Regions from separate parts of the Homo sapiens genome. Here region 2 is linked to region 1. A link is an interaction called in ENCODE POLR2A ChIA-PET data of the cell type or tissue named here. Cell type or tissue: GM12878. All regions are shown on one strand. Links, peaks and the distances in the headings refer to the core of each region. The heading gives the core; the rest is flanking DNA.

Region 1 (2,921 bases), core at 120-2,619:
CCTCTAAGTCTCAGTCAGAAATGTGGCAGAATTTACCCTAAACAAACTCTGGGCTGGTGGGGCTGGATCACTGTAGTCGGTTTGTAACAGTCAAAATTTACTCAGCAGCCATTATAGGCCAACCTGGACACCATACAGAACTAAGCTTCTTTCAGTGTGGCAAAAGAAAAAAAGGAATAATTTGGAATTCAATTAGTATACTTTTGGTTCTAGCTGTGTTTATTTTAGGTCTAATTAAGAAAAAGAAAAGAGTGAAAATAAACCTTAAGTTCACTAAGCCTAATGAAACTTCAAGATTATATACTTACAGAAATCATTTTTTTTTTGTATACTGTATATTGACATCCTGTGACCTGGTGATCTGAAATACTCTTTGGGAATTTCTTGTCAAGGATATATAATTGAGGCTCAAAAGCCTAAAGAAATGAAGCAAAATTACTATTTTAGGCCAAATGGAAGATAAAAATAAACTTACGCAGCTCGTGAAAAAGTCATTTGGGTAAAATGGAAGAATACTTTTTCACTGGCCCAGTCATTCTGTGGCTTATATCACAGGGGCCTCAAGGGATCATGCTGCTCTCAGGCCCTTTGAGAACCCACCAGCAAAAGCTAAGGGTTATATACCATGCCTCTCCTCTAGGACATCAACGGGGTCACATCTGGCTAATTGGAAGACCCACCTTCGCATATCTATTTACACTAAATTCCTAGTAGACTGAGAGACATTGAAATACCCTATGGGAATTTGACTCCAGGCAGCAAAAAAAAAAAAAAAAAAAAAAAAATTATTTATGTCTTAAAGTTCTTGTCTATACCTTCGTACAGATTTTCTATCTAAAAAACTGTGCTAGTTTATTGTACTTAACTATAACCTTCTTGAGAGCAGATCTTTGATACCCACAGCATTATGTTTGTGGCCAGGGTCTACTGCCCACAAAGTGTCCAGTAAATGAAAAGAACATTTTCTTTCTTTACCCAGTTCTGCACCTTTACCCAAGTCACAATAGTATGCCAGTTGTCTTGTAAGTGCATAAATGTCATCAATAACTTAGCACAACCCTTGTAAAATGTTGCATAAAAACAAACATATAAAGCCTGATGGTAAAATTGAACAGAATATACTCAGTCCTCAAGGAGGTCGTGCCACTCCCTAAATGTAGATCATACATAATGACTTCCCTAGAAACAGAGGCCTACCTTGGAGATATTGCGGGTTCAGTTCCAGATCACTGCAATGGAAGAATGTCACAATAAAGAGAGTCATAGGAATTTTTTGGTTTGCACTGCATATAAAAGTTATGTTTATATTATACTATGGTCTCTTAAATGTGCAACAACATTATGTCTAAAAAAATGTATAGACATTAATTTAAAAATACTTTATTCCCCAAAATTGCTAATGATCATCTGACTCTTCAGTGAGTCACAGTGTTTTTGCTGTTTGAGGGTCTTGCCTTGACATTGATCACTGCTGACTGATCACAGTAGTAGATGATGAAGGTTGAGTGGCTGTGGCAATTTCTTGAAATAAAACAACAATACAGTTTACCACAGCAAGTGACTCTTCCTTTCTCTATAGCATACAATGCTGTTTGATAGCATTTTACTCCTGAAAGAACTGCCAACATTTTAGTCAAACCTCTCAAATCCTGCCACTGCTTTACCAGCTAAGTTTCTGTAATATTGTAAATCCTTTGTTGTCATTTCAACAATGTTCACAGAATCTTCAGTATGGGTAGGTTCCATCTCAAGAAACCATTTTCTTTGCTCCTCCATAAGAAGCAACTCTTTATCCATTCAAGTTTGATGGTGAGATTGCAGCAATTCAGTCACATCTTCAGGCCCAACTTCTAATTCTAATTCCCTTGCTATTTCTCCCACATCTGTAGTGACTTCCTCCATTGAAGTTTTGAGCCCCTCTCCCCCAGTCATCAAATTCTTCCAAACAATTATGTGGTTTACAATATTTAGGAAACCATGGCATAAACAGATGTGCTGTCATCCAAGCTTCTTTTTTTCCCTTTATAGAGCACAGGTAAAGTACTATAATTCTTAATGGCCCTAGGATTTTCATAATGATAAAGGAGCACTGACTTCAACTTAAAAGTCACCAGCTGCATTAGCTCCAAACAAGGGAGTCAGACCGCCCTGTGAAGATTTGAAACCAGGCATTGACTTCTCCTAGCCATGAAAGTACTAGATGATATCTTTATCCAATAGAAAGCTGTTTCGTTTAGATTAAAAATATGCTGTTTACTGTAGCCACTTTTATCAATTATCTAAGCTAGATATTCTGGATAACTTATTGAAGTTTCTCCATCAGCACTTGCTCTTTCACCTTACACCTTTATGGAAACTGCTTCTTTCCTTAAATCTCATGAACCAACCTCTGCTAGCTTCAAACTTTTCTTCTGCAGTTTCCTTAATTTTCTCAACCTTCGTAGACTTGAAATGTCTTATGCTGGTTTAGGCTTTGGCTTAAGGGAGTATTGTGGCTGATTTGATCTTCTATCCAGACCACCTGAACTTTCTCCATATCAGCAATAAGGCTGTTTTGCTTTCTTATCATTTGTGTGTTTACTAGAGTAGCACTTTTAATTTCCTTCAAAAAACTTTTTCTTTGCATTCACCACTTGGCTAACTTTTGGCCCATGAGGTCTAGCTTTCAGCCTGTCTTGGCTTTCTACATGGCCTTCTCACTAACCTTAATCATTTCCAGCTTTTAATAAAGTGAAAGACGTGTGACTCTTCCTTTCACTCAGAGGCCACTGGAATTTTGTTAATAGGACTAATTTCAATATTATTGCATCTCAGGGAATAGGGAGGCCTGAAGAAACAGAGAGAGATGGGGAAATGGCCAGTCACCGAAGCAGTCAGAACACTCCCAACATTTAGCAATTAAGTTCATCATCTTATATGTG
Region 2 (2,921 bases), core at 126-2,625, 220 kb after region 1:
CAGATGGTACTAGTAAATATTTAATAAATACCAGCTATCTTCATTTCACCACCCTTGGGCAGACAAGGTGTTTGCTTGTCATGGGAGTTAGAGCTCTAGTGCCCATGTTATCCTCCTGGACTGTGAAACTCCTGCATGTTTCTCAATGGTGAGATCCCCATATTTTTCTTTCCTTGGATCCTGTACGCTGGCCTTATTTTTTCCCCTTCCACATAAACTATCTGAGTTTTGGAGGAGGATCTCTCTTCTTCCTACCCACGAAGGAACAGAACGATTTCATGGCTTCCCTTGCACTTCCACAGGTTTGGAAAATTTCTGTGCCAGTAGGACTGGGGGAGGACATACACATGCTTCCTTCTCAAGCTAACATTCCCATCCTTGCCCTCCCTGCCCCTTCTCCCCAGACAGATACCCACAGTTGTTTTCCCTTCTTAGGGAAAGATAAGAAGCAGAGCCAGTGTGGTGTTGTGTACCTGTAGTCTCAGCTACACAGGAAGCTGAGGGGGAAGCTTGATCCTAGGAGTCGACCAGCCTGGACAACATAGCAAGATTCTGTCTGAACAAAAAAAGAAAGAAAGAAAGAAGAAAGAAAGAAAGAAAGAAAGAAAGAAAGAAAGAAAGAAAGAAAGAAAGAAAGAAAGAAAGAGGGAGGGAGACAGAGAAAGAAAGAAAGAAGCATTTATGATGCTTTCATTCATATCGCAAATTTGTTTAGTACTTACTATGGCTCAGAAAGCACTAAGCATTGTGATAGATGTAAAATGGAATGAACAAGAACAAATGATCTTAAAAGGCATAATGTCTAAGTGAAGAAATGAGTAAGATTTCACTTAAAAAGTATGGTATATGAAGCATATGCGAAGAAGGAGTGAGATTAAAAACTTTTAACATCTATCAAAGCATAAGCATTGAATGAGACTGCATGTGTGTGCAGCCAACAGCAGAGCTGCAGCAGTTAGTAGCCTCTGAATACCAGCCCAGCATGTGCAAGGGATGATACTAGATGGAGCCTATCAGCAGACCACGAACACTCAAATGCCAAGTGACATGCCTCGGCTTTATGCTCTAGGCCCTGCAGAGCCACAGAGCAGTTCTGAGTATGGTTATGATACAATAGAGCTATGTTTGGGGCTTGTTTCTCAGCCTTTAATCTACTGGCAACCCAAAGCCACAGAATAAAGAGATTGTTCTTTCCTATTCTCTTGTAACTAGTTCTCAACAACCTATGACCCACACGTTGGCATATAATTTTTTCAAACACTAGAGCTTGATCAGATAAAGACCAGATCTGGTTAGCTGTGTTTAGACATTTCAAATATTGTGTAGTTGTCATCCCCCAAGAAGCAGATAGCCAGCTGAGATTTTGACTTGTGTGTGCCAAAGAACAACTGAAACAAAAAGTTCACAAGGGGATGCACAATATGACTGGAATTTCCCTCTGCCAGCTGGCTGCCCGGACACTTGTGCTTCTTTTCATGTTTCCCATTTTGAAGGCTGCTGAGTAAGCCAAAGAAGCAAAAGTTACACTGGGGACTGGGCAAATCCCAATGGAGTCAAACAAATGGAAGAATGTGGAAAGATGTGTCAAAGAGACACATCCTTTCGGTTAATCTTCATTAGCATGTCCTCTTTAGCACTATTCCTTTTCATTGTATTTTTTTTTCTTTTGAGAAAGTGTCTGTTAATTTCTCTCATATGAAATAAGCACTGTTTCATCTACCAAGGATAAGTTGGCTAAAGTTAACAGCTTGTTTACAAAACAGGATTGAAAAATCTCTTGGCTCACTGTTTGCAGGGAGGATGGCATGATGGGTATTGTGTAGGCCCTGATGTTAGACTGCCTGTGTGTGATTTCTGGCTCCACAAGACACTTGCTGTGAGATCTTGGGAAGGTTTCTTATCATCATTTTTCTCATCTGTAAAATGAAGATAATTTTCGCTACCTCATTTGGGGTACTGAGGATTAAATAAGTTACAATTTATGTAGAAAAAAACCTGACATGTAGCAAGCACACAAAAAATGTGAGTTGTGGCCAGGCGCAGGGGCTCACGTCTGTAATCCCAGCACTTTGGGAGGCTAAGGCGGGCGGATCACGAGGTAAAGAGATCGAGACCATCTTGGCCAACATGGTGAAACCCCCATCTTTACTAAAGATACAAAAATTAGCTGGGCATGGTGGCGCATGCCTGTAATCCCAACTACTCAGGAGGCTGAGGCAGGAGAATTGCATGAACCCAAGAGGCGGAGGTAGCAGTCAGCCCAGATCACACCACTGCACTCCAGCCTGGGTGACAGAGCAAGACTCCGTCTCAAAAAAAAAAAAAAAAAAAAAAGTTAGTTGTTTGTTGTTTCTCTTAGTATTATTGTATTCATTCTTTTGAGAAAGTGTCCGCTAATTTATCTCATATGAACTGAGAACTGTTTCTTCTACCAAGGATAAGTTTGCTAAAGTTATCCCCATATTTGTCTAGATCTCTATTTCTCAATAGGAAGGAATAAATACCTTTTGTTAATAAAGTCTATCTACGTGCCACAAACTACTAAAGATACTAAAGATACATGTATCTCTCCCAAGTATAAATTACTCAAAAAAAACTAAAACTTTTAGAAATGTAATAGAGAGTCAAATATTTTTGCATATTTTTTCTCGAAGATGACAGGTCTCCATTAAACTCTCTTTCTATTTTTCTGGACAAGCTAGCCTACACTGCATGAAAACAAGTAATACTTCTCTAATCATAAAAAAGATATCTAAAAGATCATTAAAATACTTGCTCACTTATCAAATAAAAATATGTAATCAATAATATTGATTATTCTTAAAACAATAAATATGAGAGTGTCACCCTTGGCTGAACATGTAACTCTTTCCCCTGACTACTCCTCAAGGAACACTTGCAAAGGTATGCTTTGCAGAGAG

What was found. Peaks named below come from ENCODE experiments on the same cell type or tissue, not always from the same donor. Only the 100,000 strongest peaks of a DNase experiment are listed, where the experiment ranks them.
Region 2: POLR2A ChIA-PET joins it to region 1 with 5 read pairs; 2 of 35 experiments call an interaction of 5 or more read pairs at or near these places.

Annotation. Positions count from the first base shown.
Region 1 is chr6:71,669,754-71,672,674 of GRCh38, reverse strand. No RefSeq gene overlaps it. Among named protein-coding and RNA genes, the nearest start is that of RIMS1, 220 kb to the left of the region's middle. In GM12878, for the core only: no CTCF peak of the experiment used is centred there; no DNase peak of the experiment used is centred there.
Region 2 is chr6:71,444,791-71,447,711 of GRCh38, reverse strand. The region is part of intron 4 of LINC01626 (long intergenic non-protein coding RNA 1626); the gene reads right to left. Among named protein-coding and RNA genes, the nearest start is that of LINC01626, 25 kb to the right of the region's middle. In GM12878, for the core only: no CTCF peak of the experiment used is centred there; DNase peaks (open chromatin) are centred at 1,041, 1,341 and 1,675.